Linked DNA regions of Homo sapiens: region 1 is linked to region 2. Evidence: read pairs that join two places in POLR2A ChIA-PET (ENCODE). Cell type or tissue: MCF 10A. All regions are shown on one strand.

Region 1 (8,000 bases), 82 kb before region 2:
CTGCCTCAGCCTCCCCCAGTAGCTGGGACTACAGACGCCCGCCACCGCGCCCGGCTAATTTTTTGTATTTTTAGTAGAGATGGGGTTTCACCGTGTTAGCCGGGATAGTCTCAATCTCCTGACCTCGTGATCCACCCGCCTCGACCTCCCAAAGTGCTGGGATTACAGGCGTGAGCCACCAAGCCTGGCCAAGGATCATTTTTTATACAGGGTTTTGATTTGCTGTCCTGCTCCACTGGAAAACTTCCCTGCCAAGTTAGCGATAGACCTCAGCTAGCAAGACGGATGAGTTGAGTTTCTTCATGAAGCTACAATTCATATCCCAAACTGAAATTCTCATCTATGTCCCTGTATTAGTTCGTTTTCACACTGCTGATAAAGACATACCCGAGACTGGGAAGAAAAAGGTTTAATTGGACTTATAGTTCCACGTGGCTGGAGAGGCCTCAGAATCATGGCGGGAGACAAAAGGCACTTCTTACATATTGGTGGCAAGGGAAATGAGGAAAAAGCAAAAGTGGAAACCCCTGATAAACCCATCAGATCTCGTGAGACTTATTCACTATCACGAGAATAGAATGGGAAAGACTGGCCCCCATGGTTCAGTTACCTCCCCCTGGGCCCCTCCCACAACATGGGGGAATTCTGGGAGATGCAATTCAAGTTGAGATTTGGGTGGGGACACAGCCAAACCATATCAGTCCCTAAACTCACCCCTTCCACAGTCTCTCACTGTGTTTCTGGACTCGTTGCTCAGGCTAGAAACCTGGACTCCTCTCTGCTCATATTCTTCCACCAAACGATCGGCAATCTGATCATAAGTGCTTTCAAAATACCTGAACTTTTATCCCCTCCTCTGCTACCAGTCTGGTCTGGGCCACTATCACTTGTCACCTGGATTACTGCAGTATCCTTCTCTTCCTTCTCTCCAGCTTCTACCCTTGTTTCTCTTCCAACTCACTCTGCTCCTGATGTGATTCTCAACACAGCAGCCAGATTAATCCTTTAGAGGCTGAGACCATGTTCCTCCTCTGCTGGAAACCCTCCAATGTTCCAACAGCTCCCAGCCCACTCTAAGTATAAGCCACAGTCCTTACAATGTCTGTGAGGCCCTAGGTGATCTCCATCATACTTCCCTCCTATCATCTCCCTACTTTCTCCTCTTTGGTCACTCTGTGCATGTCCCTTTAATATGCTAAAGTTGCCCTTGCCTCTCAGCCTTTGCACTGGCTGTTACCCTGAATGGAATGCTCTTCCCTTTGATATCCACGTGGCTCCCTCCTTTACTTTCCTTCAGGCCTATCGACTTCACCAGCTCTATCTGTCTCTACAGTACTTACCACCATCTGACACATTCTATTTACTGGTTTATATGTTGTCATCGGTCTGTCTGTCTGTGTTGCTTATCAGCATGTCAAGCACACAGTTCAGGGACTTCGCTTAGTATGCACTTGTATCCCTAGTGCTCAGAACAGCAGGGGCCTCGTCATAGGCACTCAAATAAGAGACACAGTGGGGCCTAGGAACACCTAAAATGGAGAATCAAATCTGGCAGCTTCCAACCTTAGCTCACTAGTTGGGTGTTGTGTGTATTAAGGGGCTGCTAAGAGCATCCTTTGGGGATCTCTGTCTCCTCAGAGATTTAGGTGACTGCTATGATTTGAATACCTCCTCCAAAATTCACTTTGAAACTTAATCCTCGGCCGGGCATGGTGGCTCACATCTGTAATCCCATCACTTTGGGAGGCTGAGGCGGGTGAATCACGAGGTCAAGAGATTGAGACCATCCTGGTCAACATGGTGAAACCCCCTTTCTACTAAAAATACAAAAATTAGCTGGGCATGGTGGCGCGCTCCTGTAGTCCCAGCTACTTGGGAGGCTGAGGCAGGAGAATTGCTTGAACCCTGGAGGTGGAGGTTGCAGTAAGCCGAGATGGCGCCACGGCACTCCACTCTGGCAACAGAGCAAGACTTCGTCTCGAAAAGAAAGAAAGAAAGAAAGAAAGAAAGAAAGAAAGAAAGAAAGATAGAAAATCCTCAATGTGGCGGTACTGAGAGGTGGGACCTTTAAGAGGGATTAGGTCATGAGGGATCTGCTCTCATGAATGGATTAATCCATTTAAGGATAAATGGCTTAATGGATTAATGAGTTATCATGGGAGTGGAACTGGTGGCTTTACAAAAAGAGGAAGGGAGACCCGAGAAACCGCATTCAGCGCCCCCAACCATGCAATGCCTTGTGCCACCTGGAGACTCTGCAGAGTCCCACCAGCAAGAAGGCCCTCACCATATGAAGTCCCTCGACTTTGGATTCTCAGCCTCCATAACTGTAAAAAATAAATTTATCTCCCTTATAAATTACTCACTTTCAAGTATTCTAAGTAACAGAAAACAGACTAAGCCTGTAACATTAGGCCAAGCCCCCAAAAGCTCCTAGTCTCACAGCCTATGTGAGTTCAGTGTAGGCTTGGGAATTGGAGAAGCCTTCAGGAAATGATGAAATCAAGCTGGGCCTGGGAGCATAGGTGGAGTTTGGGTAGGCAGGGGACAGAAGGACAGTGTGGGCTAGCTTAGGGTAATGCTGCTTAGGTGAGTTACTAGGGGCAGGCACCCCGAACAGAGTATCCGAAGGGCTGCACCCAGCAGTGACACCATCACCTCTCTCCTGTCCTGACTGGGCCGGGCTCTGGGGGAGAGGTCCCAACACTGCCCACCTCTTCTTGTTCTCCCAATATCTGTCATCAGCTCCAGTTTGCATTTCAGTTATTTTTAGATTGTTTTTTCCTTAGCAGTGAAGCAAGCCTGTGGAAGGAAACATATTCCTTCTAAAGCAAGCCTGCAGTTTCTCTGGACAGGCAAGAGTGAGGCCGCCCGCCTAAACAAAGAGAGGTCTGACGTCTGCTAGGGTGTTCTGGGACTCAGTGGGTCCACCCCTGTCTTCAGTCTCGGACCTGGCTGCTCCCAGACCATTTCAAGCCTAAGACAATGACATATCTCGCTGGGTTTTGAAAGCTGCTAGAGGGGCTTCCTAACCTCCTTGGCTGTCCTCATCATAGCTGCCTCCACTCCCTAGCCCTGCGCTCAGTGTTTTTTGCAGGGAAGTTCTTCCTTAAGTCCAAACTGTGGCTCCAAAGATTTCGTTACCAAGGGAGAGAGGGAGTTGCCACTGATGCGCAGTGCTCAAATTGGACTGGGTGGCTTGCGTGGGATGGGTCTGGGAGAAACTGTCACAGAGGTCATGGGAATGATGACAGCTGCAACACACGGTGCCCCAGAGGCTTCTCAACCACTGGTAGGTAGGACGATAAGTAGGCAGGCAGCTGGCTGCAGAGGCCTCTTACTCACCCCATATTCTGCCCTGCCTGGGTTCTGGGCTCTCCTGAGCCTCAAGGTCTCTGCCCTTTCTTTAGAGAAGAGCTGGGTCCCAACTCACAGGACTTCCTCTAAACCCTCCTGGACCTCTTCCAGAGTCATGTCTGGGTCACTCTAAGGAAGGTCCTCACTGGGGACGGCAAGCTGTCTCAGGGTTTGGCTTCTCAGTCTTCTCCCAGATCAGGGCTCTTGTCCCAGGATATGTGGGGTTGGGCTGGGTTGAGCACCCCTGTCCCTTCCCATAACTTTGTTCAGGTTGTGGACTCCTTTAGCAGGCTGGTGAAGTCCATGAAACTCTTCAGAATAATGCTCTTAAATGCATAAGGTAAAATACACCAGATAACAAAGGAAACCAATTGCACTAAAATGCAGATATTAACATATTTTAATATTTATAAGATCCAGCAATCCCACTACTGGGTATATATCCAAAGGAAATGAAATCAAGGTGGAAGGACAGCTGCACTTCCATGTTTATTGCAGCACTATTCACAATATCCAAGCTATGAAACCAATCTAAGTGTCCATCAATGAATGGATAAAGGAAATGTGGTTTATATACAAAATGCAATACTATTCAGTCATAAAAAGAAGGAAACCCTGTCATTTGTGACAACATGCATGAACCTGGAGGACATTATGCTAAGCAAAGTGAACCAGACACAGAAAGACAAATACCACATGATCTCACTAATGTGGAATTTTTGAAAAAGTTGATATCATGGAAGCAGAGAGTAGAACAGTGCTTACCAGAGACTTGAGAAAGGAGCGGAGAAGGGAGGATGGGGAGAGGTTGGTCAATGGGTACAAAGTGACAATTAGATTGGAGGAATAAGTTCTGGTGTTTTATTGCATCGTGGGGTGATGACGGTTAACGGTAAGTTATTGTATGTTACTAAATAGCTGGAAGAGAGTCTTCTGAGTATTCTCACCACAAAGAAATGATAAACGCCTGAGGTGACGAATATGCCAAACATCCTGATTGGGTCATGCATTGAAACATCAAATTGTATCCCATAAATATGAGTAGTTACAAGATGTCATGAGGTGGTGTATTTGTTAATTAGCTACGTTTAACCATTGCACAATATATATTCTTCAAAACATCATGTTGCATGTGATAAATACATATGAAGTCATCTGTCAATTAAAAAAACAAATTTAACCTACCTAGACAACCTAGTGAGACCCTGTCTCTACAAAAAATAAAAAAATTAGCTGGGTGTGGCCAGGCATGGTGGCTCATGCCTGTAGTCCCAACACTTTGGGACGCCGAGGTGGGTGGATCACCTGAGGTTGGGAGTTCAAGACCAGCCTGACTAACATGGAGAAACTCTGTCTCTACTAAAAATACGAAATTAGCTGGGCGTGGTGGTGCATGTCTGTAATCCCAGCTACTTGGAGGCTGAGGCAGGAGACTCGCTTGAATCTGGGAGGCGGAGGTTGTGATGAGCCGAGATTGTGCCATTGCACTCCAGCCTGGGCAACAAGAGCAAAACTCCATCTCAAAAAAAAAAAAAAAGAGAGAAACGTTCTCTTTTCTTTTTTAGCTGGGAGTGGTGGCACATGCCTGTACTCCCAGCTACTTAGGAGGCTGAGGCAGCAGGAGTGCTTGAGCCTGGGAGATTGAGGCTGCAGTGAGCCATGATTGCTCAATGCACTCAGCTTGGGAGACAGAGAGACTCTGTCTTAAAAACATTTTTTAAAAATGTGATATATACTAATGAATTTTTTAACACATTAAAGAAGAAAATCTAGCAGTGGATCTGCTATGGTTTAAATGTGCCCCCCATAATCATGTGTTGGAAATTTAGTCTCCATTGCAACATCGTTGAAAGGTAGGACCTTTAAGAAGGGGGGACCTTAGGCAGAACCCTCACGAATGGATTAATGCCATTATATCATGAGAGTGGGTTGTTATAAAAGTGAGTTTAGGCTGGGTGTGGTGGCTCATGCCTGTAATCCCAGCACTTTGGGAAGTTGAGGCAGGCAGATGACTTGAGATCAGAAGTTTGAGACCAGCCTAGCCAACATGACGAAACTCTTTTTTTTTTTTTTTTTGAGATGGAGTCTCACTCTGTCGCCCAGGCTGGAGTGCAGTGGTGCGACCTCAGCTCACTGCAAGCTCCGCCTCCCGGGTTCATGCTATTCTTCTGCCTCAGCCTCCTGAGTAGCTGGGACTACAAGCACCTGACACCAGACCTGACTAATTTTTGTATTTTTAGTAGAGACGGGGTTTCACCGTGTTAGCCAGGATGGTCTCGATCTCCTGACCTCATGATCCGCCCGCCTCAGCCTCCCAAAGTGCTGGGATTACAGGCGTGAGTCACCGCGCCCGGCCGAAACTCTGTCTTTATTAAAAATACAAACATTAGCTGGGCATGGTGGCGGGTGCCTGTAATCCCACCTAATTGGGAGGCTGTGGCAAGATAGTCACTTGAGCCTGGGAGGCGGAGGTTGCAGTGAGCCAAGAAGGAGCCACTGCACTTCAGCCTGGGTGGCAGAGCAAGACTCCGTCTCAAAAAAAAAAAAAAAAAAAAGTGAGTTTGGCCCCTCTTGCTTTCTTGTTACTGCCCGCTCTTGCCTTTCTGCCTTTTGCCACAAGATGACACAGCACGAAGCCCTTGCCGGACGCTGGTGCCATGCTCTTGGACTTTGTGGTCCACAGAACTGTGAGCCAAATAAATTCTGTTCATGATAAATTACCCAGTCTCAGGTATTCGGTTATAGCAGAAGCAAACAGATTAAGACAGGATCTAATATCTATCACAATTTCACAATATCATAAATGATATTTTAAGATATCTGCAATAACTCTAATATGTTAGGGAAATAGCTGTGATTTTTGTTGGTGACAAAGTTGCAGACACTGCTAAATACTACTGTCATCTATTGCCTACATTCATAATGCAAGGAAATACCATATTTCAGTTAGAGGCAGTGAAAATAATGGGGAAACTTTTTTTTTCCACCCAAGTTTATTGACATCAGGATAAGAATTCTGCCTTTGGGCCCGACACAGTGCTTCATGCCTGTAATCCCAGCACTTTGGGAGGCCAAGGCGGGCAGATCACTTGAGGTCAGGTGTTTGAGAGCAGCCTGGCCAATATGGTGAAACCTTGTTTCTACTAAAAATACAAAAATTAGCCGGGTGTGGTGGTGGGCACCTGTAATCCCAGCTACTCGGGAGGCTGAGGCAGGAGAATCACTTGAACCTGGAAGGTGGAGGCTTCAGTGAGCTGAGATCATGCCACTGCACTCCAGCCTGGGCAACAGAGTGAGACTCTGTCTCAAAAAAAACAAAACCAAAAAAACAGAATTCTGCCTTTGACTTTCTCTTACCTTCATTATTTTTTGGGGCTAGATTAAGGACCTGGTGGGGCTGGAGGGGGCACCAGGCCTGGATTTCTCATTTGTAAAATATACTTATTTTATTTTTACTTAAAAATTTTTTTTAAAAAATTTTTTGAGACAGAGTCTTGCTCTGTCACCCAGTCAATATACTTATTTTAAATTAAACAGGAAGAAATTGGTGTTTGTAAAAAATTCAGGCAATATAAATAAAGACTTCTCTCATTTATCCCCCAAACCCTCTTCCCTCTTCAGTGGTAGCCCCTGTTATCTGTGTGTTACATATAGTTTCAAATTACAAAAGTAATATTTGAAAATATTTGCCTTGAAAAAATCAGATTTTTAAAAGAACTTTACTTACTGTACATACAGCAATACTTAGTTTTGTATGTAGTTACTTTTTTCTTTTTTCTTTTTTTTTTTTTTTTTGAGATGGAGTCTCGCTCTGTCACCCAGGCTGGAGTGCAATTGCGTGATCTCGGCTCACTGCAAGCTCGGCCTCCTGGGTTCAAGTGATTCTCCTGCCTCAGCCTCCCGAGTAGCTGGGACTACAGGCATGTGCTACCACGCCCGGCTAATTTTTTTGTATTTTTGGTAGAGACAGGCTTTCACTGTGTTAGCCAGGATGGTTTTGATCTCCTGACCTTGTGATCCACCTGCCTCGGCCTCCCAAAGTGTTTGGATTACCGGTGTGAGCCACTGCGCCTGGCCTACTTTTTTCTAATTAAGAAAAATACCAGATCTTTGTCTGGTATGTGTGTAGTCTTTTCTCAAATGCAAATAGGAGCATATTGTACATGCTCTCTTGAAACTTGCTCTTTTCCTGTACAACGTGACATGGAGGTCTTCCCACGTTAGCACGTATGGACTTGCCTCCTTTTTTTCTCATTCTTTTTACTGCTGTTTAGTATGTTGCATAAGTGCTGGGTCAAAGGGGGAACCACGTTTTGAATTTTAGTCAATAGAATTCAGCAGCCTCTCCCATGCCCAGGATGTGGGCCAGGCATCAGTCACCCAAGCTGGAATTTAGGCACTAATTTCCCTCTACTCCACTCTATTTGCCCAATCTATCAGCAAGTCTCCTGAGTATCTGCTAGCATTGGCTCCGGTTCTCCAACCCCACTGTCACTTCCTTCCTTCATCATCTATTTCTCCTGTTGGGGTGAATGCATTAGCTTACCCCTCCCACCTCTCATCCCTAGTCTTCGTAGTCCTATCTCCTGCGTGGCCCATGTTATTCTGTAGTCGGTTTACCTTTCTTGATCTCGAATCCAATC
Region 2 (8,000 bases):
AATACAAGATGACCTCTAAGAACCTCCAAAAGTTTGCATTCTAGTATGGAAAATAATTTTAAAAATTATTAAAAAGTACTATAAACTCACCAGAAAGTATAGTGACTTGGTAGTATGACCAGACGCTGGCATACTTTGACATTTCAGGACCATTTGAAGACTCTTCAACCATTTACAGTTAAGTGGAAGAAGCCAATGTGAAAAGGCTACTTATTGTACGATTGCAACCCTAGGATATTCTATGAAGACGGTAAAAAGATCAGTGGTTGCCAGGGGCTCTGGAGGAGGGAGGGACGAATATGTAGAACATAGGAGGTTTTTAGGGCAGTGAAATTATGATATGTAATTATGATATGATATGTAATTATGATATGATATGTAATTGTATGATATGTACGATATCATAATGTTGGATACATATCATTATACATTTGTCAAAAACTCATGCAATGTATACCAAGAGTGAATCCTAATGTCAGTAGAGACTTTAGTTAATAATAATACATCAATATGGGCTCATTAACTGGAACAAATGTACCACACTAATGCAAGATGTTAAAAATAGGGAAGATTGGGAGGAAGGTGAAGGAGTATATGACATCTCTCTGTACTTTTTACTCAGTTTTTTCTGTAAACCTAAAACTGCTAAAACAAAAATTTACTAATTAAAAAAAAGTGGTATAGAAGGGTTGAACTTTAGACGTGAAGTTTTAGGAATACTTAACCCATTTTATTTTGCTTATTTCCTTCTTATGTATGCACAAGAGTGATAAGCCATAATTCATTGATTCTAAGACACACAGTAAAAAAATTCTTTCTTCCTTTTTTTCTGAGACAGGGTATCACTTTGTTGCCCAAGCTGGAGTGCAATGGCACAATCACAGCTCACTGTAACCTCGACCTCTCTGGGCTCAGGCCATCCTCCCACCTCAGCCTCTCGAGTAGTTGGGATTACAGGCACACACCACCACGCCCAGCTAATTTTTCTATTTTTTGTAGAGATGGGGTTTTGTCATGTTGTCCAAGCTAGTCTGGAACTCCCTGGCTCAAGTATCTGCCTGCCTGGGTCTCCCACAGTGCTGGGATTACAGGTATGAGCCACTGCACCTGGCCAAAAATCTTTCTGAAATCAGATTGCATCTTAAAATAGATGGAATTTTAGATTTGCTAAAATATGGTATGGTAAAAAAGTATGATAAAATATGTATGTTTAAGATTTCTTTCAATAAGTATAAAATAAAAATCTAAGATTATAAAGTATTGTGTCGGAATGATAAAGGATTGTGTCAGAATTTAATTGGCAATATTTTTCCTTTTAAGTGGGGGTTAAAATAATAGTGCATCTTAGGTGTGGTGGCTCATGCCTGTAATCCCAGCACTTTGGGAGGCCAAGGTGGGTGGATCACGAGGTCAGGAGTTCAAGACCAGCCTGGCCAACATAGCGAAACCCCATCTCTACTAAAAATACAAAAAGTTAGCCAGGTGTAGTGGCGGGCGCCTGTAATCCCAGCTACTCGGGAGGTGGAGGCAGGAGAATCGCTTGAACCCGGGAGGCAGAAGTTGCAGTGAGCCGAGATAGCACCATTTCACTCCAGGCCAGGCGACAGTGCAAGACTCCATCTAAAAAAAAAAAAAAAAAGTGTGTCTCACAATTGATGAAATTGATCAAATTAGATGAAATATGATATAAGTTTAAACCAAAGAAGCCGATTAAATGGATACATACTTAATTTATCTGTTGTTGCCTCTGGCAGTAGGGATCCAAAGGAGACTACAATTTGACTTGTAGTGTTTCATTTCTTGTATTTATTTGCTTTTTTGATTTTATTGATTTTTTTTTTTTGAGACCGAGTCTTGCTCTGTCACCCAGGCTGGAGTGCAGTGGTGCAATCATAGCTCACTGTAGCCTTGAAATCTTGGCCTCAAACGATCCTCCTGCCTCGGCCTCCCAAAGCTCTGAGATTACAGGTATGAACCACTGTGCCTGTCTACAAAAAAAGAATGACAAGGCAAATGACATATAATGTTCACAATAATCATATCTGAGAAGCAGGAGCATGGTGTTTGTCTTTCTTGGTTATTTTTATTTTATTTTCTGTATTTACAAATTTTAAGGAACAAAACAGAAATGCCTGAAAAAATAATACTGAAGAGACTGAGTGTGGTGGCTCACACCTGTAATCCTAGCACTTTGGGAGGCAGGAGGATCGCTTGAGCCCAGGAGTTCAAGACCAGTGTGGGCAACATAGCAAGACCCTGTCTCATTAAAAAAGGAAAAAATAATAATAATACTGAAGAACAACAGCTCAGAAACCTTCTTGGAGCAGCCTGCCAATCACCAATTCTATTTGCTGGGGAGTATTCTTAGGCAATTGAAGAATGATAGAACTTGAGGGAGGAAAAGACAGGCAGGCAGACACAAAGGACAAATATCGTGTGAGTCTGCGTATGTGAGGTGCCCACCATAGATTCATAGAGACAGAAAGCAGAATAGTGGTCACCAGGGGCTGGAGGTGGGGCAGGGGGGTGTCATTGTGTAAAGAGCACAGAATTTGAGCTTGGGTTAGTGAAAGAGTTCTGGAAATGGATAGTGGTAATGGACACACGAATTGTGAATACACTGCATGCCACTGAACTACACACTTAAAAATGGTTAACATGAGCTGGGCGCAGTGGCTCATGCCTGTAATCCCAGTGTTTTGGGAGGGAGCTTGAGGCCAAGAGTTTGAGACCAGCCTGGGCAATATGGGGAGACCCTATCTCTACAAAAATAAATAAATGAATAAACAAATAAATAAATAAAGCCAGGTATGGTGGCACACACCTGTAGTCCCAGCTATTCAGGAGGCTGAGACAGGAGGATGGCTTGAGCCCAGGCAGGAGGATGGCTATGATTGTGCCAGTGCACCCCAGCCTGGGCAACAGAGCGAGACCCTGTCTCACGAAAGATTAAAATGATAAATGTTGTGCTTTGTATCTTTTACTACATGCACACACACACATGTTGGGCAGAAGAAATCAAGAATTTTATTTTGGCCATGTTAAGTTTGAGGTGCTCAGGAGGTAGTTTGATAAAAATCCAAGCTCTAGCGAGTGACCAGGGCTCTAGACGTAGATTCAGCAGACACCACGTTGAAGCCATGGGGCTAGCGAGAGTGTGGGGAAGGGGAGGCAGTCAGGACCAAGAGGGGCCCTCCCACATTCAGAGGAGCATTGTCCCGTGAGGCAGGAGGAAAACCGGGAGAGTGTAGGGTCCGAGACGTCTACAGCAGAAAGCCTTCCCAGAGGGAGGCAGCGGTCAGTGGACTGGATGTTTCTGAGAGATTGAGCGAGGTGGGGACCATCGGATTTGGCCACGTGGGAGGTGCTGGAAAAGGAAGCTGGCCTGCAGTGGGCTGGGAAGGAAGGAGCTGGGGATGGGAAGGACCCACAAGCCTTGAAGAAGGTTTGCTGTGAATATCACGGAGGAGGGGCGTGGTCGCTGGAGGCAGATAAGGAGGTTAGGGTAACCTTGTTTTGTTTAGATGAGAGCGGCTGGAAAATGTGTGTATTTTTATGGGAACAGTCCATGAGACAGGGAGAGATGGAAGAAACAGGAGAGGAGGGAGAACTGAAGGAGGAGGGGCACAGTGGAGTGAATGGCTTTTGCTAGGAGCAGGATGCCTCCCGTGTCTCAGAAGGGACAGCAGGGTGGGACAGACAGCCCCTAGGACAGGGTTGAGTGATTTCCCCAGCAGCGCTCTCTCTCTGAGAGCTCTCTGGGGTGTGTGCAGAGAGCGTAGTAGGTGGGTCTAACTCCATCAGTGATTCTCAAAGTGAGCTTGATGGGCGAGCAGCATCGGCATCACCAGGAAACTAAGAAATGCAAACCGTGGGGCACCACCCCAAACCTACTGGATCCGAAACTCCGCGGGCGGGGCTCAGCCATCTGTTTTTCACAAGCTCTCCAGGTGATTCTGAAAGTTTGAGAAGCACTGAACTAGGGCGAAGGAGCCCAGCGCATGCAGATGACCCAAAACGTCTGGATGAGAATGGCTTCAGTTCTTCGAGGAGGCAGAAGTTCATGTGGTATGAGCTCCAGGGGTGTCTTCTCTCTTCGCCAGGGACAGAACTATAAGTAAACCCTGGAAATTTCCAAGCATGGAATGCCATTCAGAGGAACTCTGAATCTTTCTAATGAAGGATTATTTATCAAGACAAACAACACACTTCAATGTACCTATTCTTTTTCCACGCCTGCATTTGAATATCAGGTTTCACCTATCTTGATCTTTGCTCCTGCCAGCAGTGATTTGAAAGGACCCTGGACTCTGTCTCCCTGGGTCACCTCTTTCAGGGTTGTCCCGAAGACCTTCTTGTGGCCTGGTCCATCTTTCCACATGGCTCAATTCCAGTTTTCATTTCTGTTGGGAAATAGCAGTGACCTGGCTTGGCCATTCTCTGTGGGAGGCCTTTTTCTTCTCTGCTGAAATAAAGACAAAGATGACTCAGCCTCTCCCAACCTCCAGGATTTCCCAGTCCTTCCAGTGACTCAGAGGATGGTCTATTTAATGGGTAACTAACAGCTCCTCCCAGGAAGTTGGCGGCCCCAGCCTCCCCCTACCTGAGTCACCAGCTCTGGGATGCTCCCATCAAGGCACAGTTACCTTCGAGACCAGGGGAGGCAAACCAAGAAAGATCAGCAATAAGTGGATCAGGAAAGAGGACAGAAGCTGAAAGGCTAGATTTGTTCCTCATTTGCTGGCGGCCTTGGGTGGACCAATGGAGGGCTCAGTGTCCCTATTTGAAAATGGAGAAATTGTGTATCCTCTGATATCATAGCTGCCCCAAAGGAGAGAAGATAAGCCCAGCCCTCTGGAACTTTTCTGTGCAAAAGGAAGGGAACCCTGGGGGTGGGTTTATCCTTGAGGATTTCTAGGACAAGCTGTAGCAGGGGCAGGGCATAGCAGGAGAGTGGAGGAAGGTGGGGTGAGGGGCAGGAGGTCAGATATGGGGTGGGCTGGCCAGGGGCAGGGCCGGAGCGATAAGTGGGAGGCAGGGAAGCTTGGCGAGGAGCAGGACCTGGAGGGCGCAGGGCACCTGGTGGGAACAGTAGCCCAAGACCTTGGTTTTGTGATGTCCTCAATTTTGCCCTGCTTTCTTCTCCCTGACTCCTTCACTACTTCTTTGCCTTTGCTCTTCTCCATTCCTCTCCTCCCCCTTCTCTTTTCTCTCCTCCTTCCCTCTCTCTTGCATCACTGAGAGCATGGAGGCAGCCTTCCCATGGGTTGAGCGTTTCCTTCCTGTTTAGATAGTGAGTGGCATCTGCTTTTGGAGCAGCCATCGGTCCATCCTGTTTACTTGTTGCTGACCCAGTGGGTTGTGGCCAGCGAGGCCATCCACCAGGACCCCCACAGGGTGGAGTGGGAACCAGGGCGCTGACACACACACAGGCATACACATAGCCATGACCAGGTCAGGCTGCCCTACTGGAGTTGATGTTTGGGATGCTGTGGGATTGGCAGCTGGGCCGAGGTCATCTCCTGTGCTGTTGACACGGATGCCCCAGCCTGCCTGGCATGGCTCAGGGCTCGGAAAAGATCTGACTGAGGCTGAGCACGCGGCCTGCAGCTGCTCACAGGGTCAGGGGAGGAGTAAGAAGCAGAAAGGGAGATGCCGGAGGGGCGACATTAGGAGGCACCTTGTCCGGTGGTGCTGTGATTCCTCATGAAGGAGTTAGAGCCAGACAAGATAAAGGGCTTACAGGACGGGTGCCCTTCACCACACCGCCTCCCTGTTCCACCTCCCCTGACCGGGCCCTTCCTTAATTCATGTGATTTGAGATGCACTCCTTTGCTTTTCTTGATTTCTCTAAATGCTGTGCAGTGGCTACTGTTCAGGGTGACGCTGGAAACTGACAAAGTTTCCAGGGGCCGGTGGTATGGGCTGGGGAAGGGGGCAGGCCTGTGAGAGGACAGATGGTGGAGGCGATGGCATTTAAGTAGAAAGTTGGAGGAACCTGAGGCAAAAAAAAAAGTGCTTGAAAGGCTAGGTGTGGTGCCTCACACCTGTAACCCCAGCACTTTGGGAGACCAAGGCGGGAAGATAGCTTGAGGCCAGGAGTTCGAGACCAGCCTGAGCAACATTGCAAGACCCCATCTCTATAAAAATAAAAAAATTGGCCACGCGCGGTGACTCACGCCTGTAATCCCAGCATTTGGGGAGGCTGAGGCAGTAGGATCACCTGAGGTCAGGAGTTTGAGACCAGCCTGACCAACGTGGAGAAACCCTGTCTCTACTAAAAATACAAAAAAATTAGCTGAGCATGGTGGCGCATGCTTGTAATCCCAGCTACTCAGGAGGCTGAGGCAGAAGAATCGCTTGAACCCAGGAGGTGGAGGTTGTGCTGAGCCGAGATTGTGCCATTGCACTCTAGCCTGGGCAACAAGAATGAAACTCTGTCTCAAAGTAATAATAATAATAATAAATCTGAAGAAGCTGATTAAAAAAATAATATTAGGCCGGGTGTGGTGGCTCACACCTGTAATCCCAGCACTTTGGAAGGCTGAGGTGGGTGGATCACCTAAGATCAGGAGTTCAAGACCAGCCTAGCCAACATGGTGAAACCCCGTCTCTGTCAAAAATACAAAAATTAGTCAGGTGTGGTAGCGAGTGCCTGTAATTCCAGCTACTCAGGAGGCTGAGGCAGGAGAATCACTTGAACCCAAGAGGCAGAGGTTGCAGGAGAATTGCTTGAACCCAAGAGGCAGAGTACCATTGCACTCCAGCCTGGGAGACAAGAGCGAAACTCTGTCTCAAAAAATAAATAAATACATAAATAAAATGATAATAAAATAAAAAGGAAAAAAAAGATGGGTGCTCTGATTTTAAGATACTGGCCTATGACCTGACTCCTAAACTCTGAGATAAGGGCCTAAGCATACAAAGATTATCAAAGAAAAAATCAAGGAATAAACAAAACTCACATAAGCCGATTCTAGAGGTGTGGCCTGGGCTGCTCTAAAGGGATTTGTGGAATTACTGAGGTTACCTGAAACTCTCCAGGAATCTGGCCTCCTGGGCTGATTACACACCAAGAATGATGGTGAAAATCCAGATAGTCCGGGGGACCCAGATCTGCCACTCATTGCTGTGTGGCTGGGCCAGTGCTTCTACTGAAAAATTATTCATTGTCTGCCTGAAATTCAGACGTAACTGGGTAAACTGTATTTTTTTATTTTTTATTTTTTTTATTATACTTTAAGTTCTAGGGTACATGTGCACAACGTGCAGGTTTGTTACATATGTATACATGTGCCATGTTGGTGTGCTGCACCTATTAACTCGTCATTTACATTAGGTATATCTCCTAATGCTATCCCTCCCCCCTCCCCCCACCCCATGACAGGCCCCGGTGTGTGATGTTCCCCTTCCTGTGTCCATGTGTTCTTATTGTTCAATTCCCACCTATAAGTGAGTACATGCAGTGTTTGGTTTTTTGTCCTTGCGATAGTTTGCTGAGAATGATGGTTTCCAGATTCATCCATGTCCCTACAAAGGACATGAACTCATCCTTTTTTATGGCTGCATAGTATTCCATGGTGTATATGTGCCACATTTTCTTAATCCAGTCTATCATTGATGGACATTTGGGTTGGTTCCAAGTCTTTGCTATTGTGAATAGTGCCACAATAAACATACATGTGCATGTGTCTTCATAGCAGCATGATTTATAATCCACTGGGTATATACCCAGTAATGGGATGGCTGGGTCAAATGGTACTTCTAGTTCTAGATTCTTAAGGAATCGCCACACTGTCTTCCACAATGGTTGAACTAGTTTACAGTCCCACCAACAGTGTAAAAGTGTTCCTATTTCTCCACACCCTCTGCAGCACCTGTTGTTTCCTGACTTTTTAATGATCGCCATTCTAACTGGTGTGAGATGGTATCTCATTGTGGTTTTGATTTGCATTTCTCTGATGGCCAGTGATGATGAGCATTTTTTCATGTGTCTCTTG

The links. ChIA-PET counts read pairs that join two places held together with the same protein. Peaks named below come from ENCODE experiments on the same cell type or tissue, not always from the same donor. Only the 100,000 strongest peaks of a DNase experiment are listed, where the experiment ranks them.
Region 1: POLR2A ChIA-PET joins it to region 2 with 6 read pairs; 1 of 35 experiments calls an interaction of 5 or more read pairs at or near these places.

What each region holds. Positions count from the first base shown.
Region 1 is chr20:4,049,409-4,057,408 of GRCh38, forward strand. No RefSeq gene overlaps it. Among named protein-coding and RNA genes, the nearest start is that of RNF24, 38 kb to the left of the region's middle. In MCF 10A, no CTCF peak of the experiment used is centred here; a DNase peak (open chromatin) is centred at 4,343.
Region 2 is chr20:4,131,228-4,139,227 of GRCh38, forward strand. No RefSeq gene overlaps it. Among named protein-coding and RNA genes, the nearest start is that of SMOX, 14 kb to the right of the region's middle. RefSeq lists enhancers at 3,687-4,486, 3,795-4,994. In MCF 10A, no CTCF peak of the experiment used is centred here; a DNase peak (open chromatin) is centred at 4,514.